3 separate regions of the Homo sapiens genome follow, and regions 2 and 3 are each linked to region 1. The links are chromatin contacts, found by Hi-C or POLR2A ChIA-PET in ENCODE. All regions are on one chromosome and are shown on one strand. Each heading gives the region's core, a stretch centred on a gene start or an enhancer-like site at or near the end of the contact. The rest is flanking DNA. Distances are from core to core; before and after follow the strand shown. Region 1 holds the start of PIK3R4 (phosphoinositide-3-kinase regulatory subunit 4). Region 2 holds the start of OSBPL11 (oxysterol binding protein like 11). Region 3 holds the start of ARMC8 (armadillo repeat containing 8).

Evidence for each region. A loop is a pair of places that touch in the nucleus more often than their neighbours do. ChIA-PET counts read pairs that join two places held with the same protein, here RNA polymerase II (POLR2A). Pooled maps may share reads with other maps.
Region 2: a loop to region 1 is called in a map of sigmoid colon, with 17 times the contacts of the local background. The contact joins the promoter of OSBPL11 here to the promoter of PIK3R4 in region 1. A Hi-C loop is called at or near these places in 2 of 168 maps with a recorded cell type or tissue (naive thymus-derived CD4-positive, alpha-beta T cell and sigmoid colon) and 11 of 50 pooled maps.
Region 3: a map of B cell shows a loop between it and region 1 (23-fold over the local background). The contact joins the promoter of ARMC8 here to the promoter of PIK3R4 in region 1. A Hi-C loop is called at or near these places in 1 of 168 maps with a recorded cell type or tissue (B cell) and 3 of 50 pooled maps. POLR2A ChIA-PET finds 5 or more read pairs at or near these places in 1 of 52 experiments (activated naive CD4-positive, alpha-beta T cell).

Annotation. Positions count from the first base shown.
Region 1 is chr3:130,744,380-130,748,229 of GRCh38, reverse strand. PIK3R4 (phosphoinositide-3-kinase regulatory subunit 4) reads left to right here and starts at 1,401. Exons shown (of 20, transcript NM_014602.3): 1 at 1,401-1,912; 2 at 2,966-3,744. The coding sequence starts at 3,012. RefSeq lists a silencer at 377-426 and an enhancer at 1,661-1,720.
Region 2 is chr3:125,593,501-125,597,075 of GRCh38, reverse strand. OSBPL11 (oxysterol binding protein like 11) reads left to right here and starts at 1,579. Exons shown (of 13, transcript NM_022776.5): 1 at 1,579-2,439. The coding sequence starts at 2,276. RefSeq lists a silencer at 1,462-1,871 and enhancers at 1,972-2,031, 2,992-3,051.
Region 3 is chr3:138,185,583-138,189,083 of GRCh38, reverse strand. It overlaps ARMC8 (armadillo repeat containing 8), which reads right to left and starts at 1,783. Exons shown (of 22, transcript NM_001363941.2): 1 at 1,485-1,783. The coding sequence starts at 1,529.

The sequences.
Region 1 (3,850 bases), core at 152-2,651:
ACTCCGAATGGTTTCAGGGTTTCCTTTTGGGGTAATGAAAATGTTTAAAATCAGGCAGGCTGGGCGCGGTGGCTCATACCTGTAATCCCAGCACTTTGGGAGGTCGAGGCGGCGGATCACTTGAGGTCAGGAGATCCAGACCATCCTGGCCAACATGGTGAAACCCCATCTCTACAAACAATACAAAAACTAGCGGCCGGGCGCGGTGGCTCACGCCTGTAATCCCAGCACTTTGAGAGGCCGGGTGGATCACGAGGTCAGGAGATCGAGACCACGGCGAAACCCCGTCTCTACTAAAAAAAAAATACAAAAAATTAGCCCGGCGCGGTGGCGGGCGCCTATAGTCCTAGCTACTCGGGAGGCTGAGGCAGAAGAATGGCGTGAACCCGGGAGGCGGAGCTTGCAGTGAGCCGAGATCGCGCCACTGCACTCCAGCCTGGGCGACAAGAGCGAGACTCCGTCTCAAAAAAAAAAAAAACAAAAACCTAGCTGGGCGTGGTGGCACGTGCCTGTGGTCCCAGCTACTCTGGAGGCAGAGGCATGAGAATCGCTTGAACCCGGGAGGTGGAGTTTGCAGTAAGCCGAGATGGCACCACTGCATTCCAGCCTGGGTGACAGAGCCAGACTGTCTCCAAAAGAAAAAAAAAAAGGCCGGGCGCGGCGGCTCACGCCTGTAATCCCAACACTTTGGGAGGCTGAGGCAGGCGGATCACGAGGTCAGGAGATCGAGACCAACCTGGCTAACACGGTGAAACCCCGCCTCTACTAAAAATACAAAAAAATTAGCCGGGCGTGGTGGCGGGCGCCTGTAGTCTCAGCTACTCGGGAGGCTGAGGCAGGAGAATCGCTTGAACCCGGGAGGTGGAGGTTGCAGTAAGCCGAGATCGCTCCACTGCACTCCAGCCTGGGCGACAGAACGAGACTCAGCCTCAAAAAAAAAAAAAAAAAAAAAAAAAAAAAAAAAAAAAAAAAAAAAAATTAAAATCAGATTATAGGGATGATTGCACAACTCGATAGATGTATTAAAAACTACTGCTTTGTACATTTTAAGCAGGTGAACTTTATGGTATGTAAGTTATATCTCACCAGAACTCTAAAAATCCAGCTTGGGATATATTAGTTTTCCTAAATATTCTTGAGTTCTCTTAACTCTGTTCTGCTGTCCTGGGAGTGAAGGCGTGTCTGAGCAGATTCTAGGGGATGTCAGAAACCTCAGCGTTCGTGAATGAAAGGTAGAAGAGCAGGAAGGGGAATAGATCTTTGTCAGAGCATCATTTTCTCCCTGTAGACTCGCCCAAAGTAAGACCACGCCTTCCCTAGTTTCCTAGCAACCGGTTTCCTACCCTGGCAATTCCTCAAGGCTCACTCTTTTTCGTCACTTCCGCTCGGCGACAGGAAGTGAGGTCAGACCGGTTGCTTTCCCGGGAGTTCGGCGTTTGCTGGGGCTGCAGCAGCTGAAGTGTAGTGTTTTCTTGGGACTGGCGGTCTGCACTTCTCTCCCGGGTTCCATCTCCCCCCGCCCGGTGGTGAGGCCCTCGAGGAGGGCTCGGACGGGTGTAGCGATCCGCGCTAGAGGAAGACGAGGCCCGGGAACGCATGTCCCCCAGGGCAGGTTAGGGGGCTGGAGGGGTCAAATCCCGGGGTACTTGTGGAGACTCTTTAGCGTGGCTTCTTCTCTCTGCTGAGACCCCGAGAGCTTTCCCAGTTCTCCTCCCAGGACCACCGGGGTTCCTGAAGATCGGGACTTTTCTGCGCCCCTCCACCAACAGCCCATCTCCTGTCTATGAAGAAAGACCCTTCGTAGAAACAACTTCCCCGCTGCTGACGCGTTTTCCCGTCCCGTCCCCGAAGTAGTCTACTATGACCTCGTTGTGAGCCTCTGAACGATTTTGACACTTTCCCGAGGCCTAGGGTAAATGTTTATGTGTGCTCAAGGTCGTGTGTGTATATGTGTGGCATTTATTTCCTGCAAAACCTGAGTTAGCAGAACCCTGGGGTACGTTTAGCTAGTGTATACTTTGGTCTGCTTTTCTTTAACATCTGTGGCAAGGTTTCTTGTTGCAGACCAGCGAAGTTTGCACCTTCTTTTAGCTGGGTGAGAGGGCACACTGGAATTAGGCAGGAAGTGTCCAGGAGTTAACTGAATTTTTAGATCTTAGTTTGACCTTTTCAGTTTTCAGTTTTTCTTTTTTTTTTTTTATTTTTTGAGACGGACGGAGTCTCGCTCTGTCACCCAGGCTGGAGTGCGGTGGCGGGATCTCCACTCACTGCAACCTCTGCGTCCTGGGTTCAAGCAATTCTGCGTCAGCCTCACGAGTAGCTGGGATTACAGGCACCCACTACCACGCCCGGCTAATTTTTGTATTTTTAGTAGAGACGGGATTTTAACCATGTTGGCCAGCCCCGTCTTGAGCTCCTGACCTCGTGATCCTCCCGCCTCGGCCTCCCGAAGTGCTGGGATTACAGGCGTGAGCCACCGCGCCCGGCCAGTTTTAAGCTTTTAATGTGTCTCTTTCTTATTTCCAAGAAACTACAGATTCTTGGACAAGAACTATGTCATATGGTAACTTTGTAATTCTCATAGCCCCAAGCACAGCACGGAACACATAGTAAAGGCTCATTAATATTTTAAATTTAAATATGAGAAAATAACACAAACTAACATTTTTGGCTTAAAGTTGAAGAGGCCTATCTAAATATAGTTCAGCTCCTGGAAATGGCGATGCGCAATAGCAGGGTATTTTTAGGTAAAATAACAAGGTCTTCTTGGAGAAAATAACATGGTCTTTTTAGATAAATGTGTGTGAAATTTAGAGGCTGCCCCAGAAGGCTAGGTACAGTGCTGTTAGTGGAAGAGAAGTATGCTGCATCTGTCTTTTTGGAAGAGACCAAATAATGGAATAATGGTGTTTCACAGCTTCTTTGTTTCTTGTCTTTTTTCTTCATTTGTTTTTATTTTAAACAGGTATTATATCCTAACCTTACTAAAGACCACAGAGGTGCTTGCCATTATGGGAAATCAGCTTGCTGGCATTGCTCCCTCCCAGATCCTTTCTGTAGAGAGTTATTTTTCAGATATTCATGACTTTGAATATGATAAAAGCCTGGGGAGTACTCGGTTTTTTAAAGTTGCTCGAGCCAAGCACCGAGAAGGCCTGGTCGTTGTGAAGGTTTTTGCAATTCAGGATCCCACATTGCCTTTAACCAGCTATAAACAAGAGCTGGAGGAACTGAAAATCAGGCTTAATTCTGCACAGAATTGTCTACCTTTCCAGAAAGCATCAGAAAAAGCATCTGAGAAAGCAGCTATGCTCTTTAGGCAGTATGTGCGAGACAATCTCTATGATCGCATCAGTACCCGTCCATTCTTGAATAACATTGAGAAGCGCTGGATTGCTTTCCAGATCCTGACAGCTGTGGACCAAGCACACAAATCTGGAGTTCGTCATGGGGACATCAAGACTGAGAATGTGATGGTCACCAGTTGGAATTGGGTTCTTCTAACTGATTTTGCCAGTTTTAAGCCCACTTATCTTCCAGAAGACAACCCGGCAGATTTCAATTATTTCTTTGACACATCACGGAGGAGAACTTGCTATATTGCTCCTGAACGTTTTGTTGATGGTGGGATGTTTGCCACTGAGTTAGAATATATGAGAGATCCTTCAACTCCGCTTGTAGACTTAAATAGCAATCAGAGAACAAGAGGAGAGTTGAAGAGAGCAATGGACATCTTTTCAGCAGGTATTTGAGTGGGTCACATTTGCTAAGGGAGCATGTGTTTTTCTTTTAACTGTTAAACAGAAATGTGGCTTTTTTTAGTCACCAGATATTGAAAAGTTAATGTCTT
Region 2 (3,575 bases), core at 330-2,829, 5.2 Mb after region 1:
GCTCACGACACTAAAGATTTCACATGAAAGGGTCATGATTGATTTGAGCAAACAAGCGGTACATGACAGGGGCTGCATGTACCGGTGGTCAGAGAGAAACAGAACAGGGCAGGGAGTTTCACAATGTTCTGCTGCACAATGTCTGGAATCCATGAATAACATCGGTTTCTAAGTTATGAGTTGATTTTTAACTACTGAGTTTAGGCCAGGCAGGCCCAGGCCTGGTTTCCGGCCTGGCGCTGGGCTGCCTGTCTTTGGTTTTACTTCCTTGCTGTTTCTTTTTTTCTTAAAACAGGTACTGAGTATAAAACAATATGAGAGGGTCTCTCTCCTTCCTCAGGCTCACTGCAACGTCCGCCTCCCAGGCTCAAGTGATTCTTCTGTCTCAGCCTCTTAAGTAGCTGGGATTACGGGCACGCACCACCATGCCCGGTTAATTTTTGTATTTTTAGTTGAGAATGGGTTTCACCATGTTGGCCAGGCTGGTCTCGAACTCCTGACCTCAAGTGATCCGCCCACCTCGGCCTCCCAAAGTGCTGGGATTACAGGCGTGAGCCACTGTGCCCAGCCTCAAGTCATGTTATTATAAACTAAAATTAGCAATTAGGAGAGACTTTAGAAATCTACCCATGCACTCTTGTTTTACAAATCCAAAACCAAGGCCTAAACAAGGTGAAAGATTTGTCTGGGGTCTGGAAGAGTACCTAGCTCTGTTCTGAGATCTCTAATTTCCATGACAGCTTCTTTTTAATTTATAATAATGATTGGCTTTACTCCAATGTCATGCTTGCCCCCCCCCCACCCCAAGTAACTAAAACGTACAGATGTTTGCTTCGTTCTTGTACTTTCTTATTTTTGTAAGCTTTCTTCCTAAAATGCCTGGAACGGCCCCTCAAATGGAAGGCTAGGACGTGGTTAGGAAGGCGGGCACTCGGCCGGGCGCGGTGGCTCACGCCTGTAATCCCAGCACTTTGGGAGGCCGAGGCGGGCGGATCACGAGGTCAGGAGATCGAGACCATCCCGGCTAAAACGGTGAAACCCCGTCTCTACTAAAAATACAAAAAACTAGCCGGGCGTAGTGGCGGGTGCCTGTAGTCCCAGCTACTTGGGAGGCTGAGGCAGGAGAATGGCGTGAATCCGGGAGGCGGAGCTTGCAGTGAGCCGAGATCGCGCCACTGCACTCCAGCCTGGGCGACAGAGCGAGACTCCGTCTCAAAAAAAAAAAAAAAAAAAAGGAAGGCGGGCACTCACACACCAGAAGGGAACTCTCTAGTGCTGCTGGCTCCTTTGTTTCTTCCTCCTTCACTGTCCGGGTTCCTCGTTCCGTTGCGGCGCCCTCCCTCGCCCTCCCTCGCCCATCAGCCAGTCGCCCAGCTACCAGCTCCCAGAGCCTCCGCCTCCTTCAGGGACCCGCCGCCCTGACCCAAGATGGCGCCAGACGCTTCGGCTGTGAGGGAAGTGAGCTCACGCTACTCCGGAAGGGAAGGCGGGAAGGGAGCAGGGGGCGGGGGGTGGCTGACCCGCTGTGGGGCTGTGGGGCTGTGGGGCTGTGGGTGGGGCGGCGGCCGCGGCCCTGGCATTCGCGCTTGGGTCTGGAGATAGCGCGAGAGACTCACCGGCTCCTGGGAACCCAGTCGAGGGCCCGGGCCAGGGGCATAAGAGGAAGTTGTCCCGAGTGGCTCGCCTCTGGCCCTGGGAGAGGCGGCCCCGGGAGCCGGCGTCCCGCCCCCGGCGGCCTCATTCCCCGACCCTCCTCCCCGGCTGCGCGCGCCGGCCCTGGCTGTATCTCGGGGGCTGCGGCGGGAACTGCCGAGCGGGCTTGACTGGACGCACTGCCTGAGGACCTGCGGAGGAGACGAGGGAGCGCGGCGGGTCAGCCCCGAGGTTAGGCCGCGGGTCCCCTGTCCGTGGCGCTCCGTCCTTTTCCCAGCCGTCTTGGCTACAGAATCTGCGACCTCCCCACACTCCTTCTCTTTTGAGTATGTCACTTAAGTCTTCTCGCCGGATGCTTTTTCCTCCTTGCTTTTGCCGGAAAGGAGAGAGATACATGTGAAGGATATCTGTCCTCGTTGCTTCCCCTGCCCTCTCAAAAGTTTAACTTCTGTGGGAATGTGTATCTTCCTTTTCTGGACCATTTGACAGTCCCGCCCCAGCCGCCGTGTGATTTAGCAACCGGTATCATATTCAGATCAAATCTTAAAAAAAAAAAGTCACCTACAGAACTACAGAATTGTTCTCTCCCGCTCAAGAAGGGCAAGTGGACTTTGGCGTTAAGATGCAGGGGGGTGAACCAGTGTCCACAATGAAAGTCTCGGAGAGCGAAGGAAAGCTGGAGGGCCAGGCCACAGCGGTGACCCCGAACAAGAACAGCAGCTGTGGAGGTGGAATCAGTAGCAGCAGCAGCAGCCGCGGTGGCAGTGCAAAAGGCTGGCAGTACAGGTATGCTCCTTTCTCCAAAATTATTTCCCGAGGTGGAGGTAGGGGTGAATATGCCCTGGAGGCTGCATCCCGCAATTGTTGAAAGATAAAAGTTTTTTCACTGGCTTCCAGAAGCTACTGATACATCTCGTTTGGATCTGGGACCTCGCCTAAAAGATTTAATCCATTCATTTGTTCATTCAACAGGTATTTATGGAAGGCCTTTTGAGGAACACAGAAATGTATCCCTGAACTTCCTCTACAGTCAGAGAGTTAATGCTTCCTCAGATTTAATTCTGTACTCACTTCTGCTTTTGCCTATGTTGCAATTTATTTACAAGCCAGCTTTCTCTGATAGACTGCGAGGGCAGGAACTGTTTAACTCAGCTTTCTCGAGAGGGTAGCAAATACTGGTGCTCAAAACTTACTTGTCCAGAGCTTCTCCAGAATCAGAAAAGATTCTTGCCCTGAAGGTATTTGTGACTTGGAAAGGGGAATGTACATAAGTAATTGGAATGCAAGGACAAAGGTAGAGATCCTAATGCCTCTGATAAACTAAACCTGAGCCTGGAGATGTTCAGTTTGCGTTGCTCAGGCCACTTCAATGCTCTCTGTGTTGATGAGAAAGTCTATATTTGTTAATTTTCACTAATATGAATGAACAACTTAAGGAACAGGAGGAGAGTCCTGGAGAGGCAACAAGTTTTGTTTTTGTTTTTTCATATATGAAGTGTAGGGAGAAAGAACTATCCAGAACCTTAAGAATGAATGAAACAAACCAGCACATCCCATCGTATTGGAACTAAAGGGATGAATTCTTAAGTTTTGATTGACTCCTATGTGCCTAACTGTAGTCCTTTTTAGCCTTTGTGCTTATTTGTGCTTGTGAAATTTTTGTGAAACTTGGAAGGGATTAAAGCCAAGATTTTGTGAGGGATATACATTTATCATGAATAATATTCATATGTATGAAATATGCATGACTATATTAACATATAGAAGTGAAGTATAGAAGATTATAATTTTTTTTTTTTTTTTGAGGCAGAGTCTGGCTCTGTCACCCAGGCTGGAGTGTGGTGGCGCGATCTCGGCTCACTACCACCTCCACCTCCTGGGTTCAAGCGATTCTCGTGTCTCAGCCTCCCGAGTAGCTGGGA
Region 3 (3,501 bases), core at 534-3,033, 7.4 Mb before region 1:
AAATGAAATCTAAATGAATAATTAAAGGAGAACTGAGAACAGCCAAGACACATACTATTTTTTTTTAACATAATGAGGTAAAAGTCATTGGCCTGCACTCCCACAGAATATTCCTGGGTATTACAGTCAGTGATGGAGTAACAGGCTAATCTGATCTAATACTTAGGTAAACAGTATTTCCTTAGTTGCAGTTTAAAAATAAGAAAAAATGACTGCTAAAATGGATCAGGGGAAAAATCTGTTGACAGCCTCACAAAATTATTATTGTATTGACAACTTAAGCCTTTTCAAGGTTGAGGTCTGCCACACTGCTCTAACCCTGAATCATAAGCAAATGTCCTAGGTGTTTTCAGATAGGTGAGTTTGTTTGTGGGACAAGTCAGAGAAGAGAAAAGAAACCGGTTGTAGTTACAAGACTCTAGGAACCCGACAAGTCATTTATAATCCAACTACCCTCTCAGTATCAGACTGGCTTCCACAAGTCTAAAAGATGGTCAATCAGTATTTGCCTGCTTGTTTCCAACAATAGCAAATGAACCATTGGTAAACTGACCATTCTCAGAGTCGGACAGCTCGAATTTGTTGCAAAATCCTTCGAAGTTATCTCCCAGTAACTTTCATTCCTGGTCCTGGTTCAAGAGCAACATAGTGAAAGGTGAAAGTCGTCTTTTTCTTTAAAAAAACTTTTTTTAAAAAAAAAAAAAACAGGTTTTACTTCCTGGCATGTCAATACGTTCCCTTCTTTCAACAATGGGGAAATAAATCTCACCCCCTTTTCCCCCCTTCAATGTTTGACTCCCCTTAAAGAAAAACGGAATACCAGGCACAGGGAACATAGAGTTCCTCTGACTCAGAGCCGCGACCTCTGAGCAGAGCGGAGGAAAGGGGCTTAAAAAACCACACACACTAGGAAGAGTTGCAGCTGATACGAATCACCATTGCCAAAAAGCAAACTGCTTCAGCCGGTGCCCAGGTGCTGGGACGCGATAGAAGCCGCACAGACTTGGCCTGGCAGCTCTGAGGAAATGGGGGCCAAGGAGCCTGCACCTCTTCTTGCCAAAGCCCGGGAGAGCTGAGTGGGCGCTCGTTCTCAGGCCGGCTGCAAGCCCGGCGCTTCACAAGGCAGAGCGTTCGGCCCCCGGGAAGCGGCATCGCTAAAAGGAAGGCTCAGTGAAACGCTTGGCAAAGTCCAAGCCGCGCCGCCCAGCCAGTTGTCTATAAGCCCAGCCACCCCGCCTGCCAGACGCCATCCTGGGAACCCGCACCGGCGGGAGCTCCCGGAGTTGGAAACGTCTTTGGCTCGGCCGCGGTCCCCTCTGCCCGTCTATCCCGCCTCTCCACCCTCGCTCACTCCCTGGCCCGAGACTGAGCCGGGGTCCACCCCAGGGGGTGGTGCCCAGGAGGCACACCACGCTTGGGGGAATGGTGGAGACCGGGATGAGGCTTCCTGGAGGGCGGGCGGGCGGCCGCGGCGGGTCACTCACCGAAAGGACGCTCATGCGGATTGGGGTCTCCAACAAGCACGCCATCTTGAGCCTTCCCACCCGGCTGCTGCAGGCGCCGGCGCGGGGGCCGGCACTTTCGACAGCCAACTATTGGCCAACGCTAGGCACCGCTCCCTAAAGGCAGCCAGATAGACGAGAACTGGCCACGCTCTGGACACCGCTCAAGTACCGGAAAGGCCCGCAGAAAGAAGGGCAAAAGGGAATGGCGTCAGGGGCTGTCCTACGAATCGTTCTCTCAGAAACAGCAGCTACTCTGAGCCTGGGTTAGAGGTGGAAGCGGGCAGCGGTTTCCGCATGCGCAAAGAAGATCTGCCGGCCCCACCTGCCGCTCGCGGTGGGCGGGGCCCCAGAGGCGGAGTCTCGCCCTGACGCTACGAGTTTTACGGACTGATAAATTGCAGTTTATGGATTCCAGTATTCATATTTGGAAAAAGTAGTACGTGGAGCCACATACATAGTTTGAAGTTCACTTTCATATTCATTCTCTCTCTCTGCACCAAACTCCCGGCGTCGTTATCTCCATTTTATAGGTGGGGAAATTGCGATCCCAGAACCTTTGCCAACCGTAAGAGTGATTGTTTCACGATCCGATACAGATACGTGACTTGCCTTAGCGTTGTGTGCCGGCCCCGTTTATTCTGGTGTAGTGTTAAGAATAGCCAGAATGCTTGGGTTTCTTCCTAGCTACTTGATTTATCAGCTGCTTTACCCTGGGCAAGTTATCTAACCTTCTGTTTGAGTTTCCTCATCTATAAAATAAAGGTTAATGAGGATAGAGGAGTCAACAAACGTGAAGCTCTCAGAAAAAACCTAGAACATAGAAAGCGTTATACAATATGTGTTAACATTTCTCCAGCTTCTGAGTTAAGTGGGGAAAATGGGGGCAAATATCTAAATATTTCGCACTAAAACACTCTCATAACCGAAGCTAAATAAAAGTATGCTTTCAATTATACTTGATTAATTCAGCTGTCCTACTACTTTGTGTGTGTGTGTGTGTGTGTGTGCAACACTGCCCTTGACTTGGTTGGATAAGTTTCACCTTCGTACTGCTTGCAACCAGTAAGGTTTTCACAGTATGGTTGCAATTGGCCTGTTAACATTACTTGTATTCCTTCCATTTCTATAGCCACACCCTAATTCAGGCTCTTGTAACCTCTCCCCTGGACTACAGCAATAGCCTTCCAACTGGTCTTGTAGCTGGTAGCCTCTCCCGCACTCTGCTCCTCACTGTTTTCCTGTCTTCCTCCTGTACTTGGTTTCCAAATTTAGTGTAGCATTTACCACCCCTGCTTATGGGTCTGTGTTCCTTAACAAACTGTTGAATTCCTGGAAGGCAGGAATTTTATTTTAGGTAGTCCTTCTGCTATAATACTATTTCTGAAACTTGGGTAATCTGTACACCACCTACACAATCTTTGCCAATCTGCACCTAGGTATTATTATTCATTCAATATTTTTATTTAAAGCCAATTTCAACTCATTAAAAATTTTTGGCTTTATCCTAAACCATAATACTCTGTGAAATCAAGTTTGTTGTGCTCCTTATTTTTATTCTAGTACACATTAACTACAAAAAGTTTAAATGTCCATCCATGGACCACCTAAAATCACATCATGTACTGCATACTGCAATGGGGCAGAACATAACCCTAATACATAGTATATAGAGTCATTATAACTGTATTTGATCCACACTCCATCCATTAGCTCAAGCAATACATCCTCCAGGAATTGTCTCCCCCAGGCATGGGTTAGATACCCTTTCCCCCATGCCTTCATACTTCACTTTAATTGTAGGGTGGTTTTGTTGTTGTTAATTGTTTCCGTGTTTGTCTCACTATACACTTCAAGACAGGCACTGGGAGTTTTATCTTCTAGGTTGTCTATCTCAGTGCCTAGCACAGTCACTTAGTAAATGTTTGTTGTACGAATTTTTGGCTTAGTTTGAGCCTGGGACGAAGATTTGGGTGCATTTTGTTTATTTAGTAAGTGC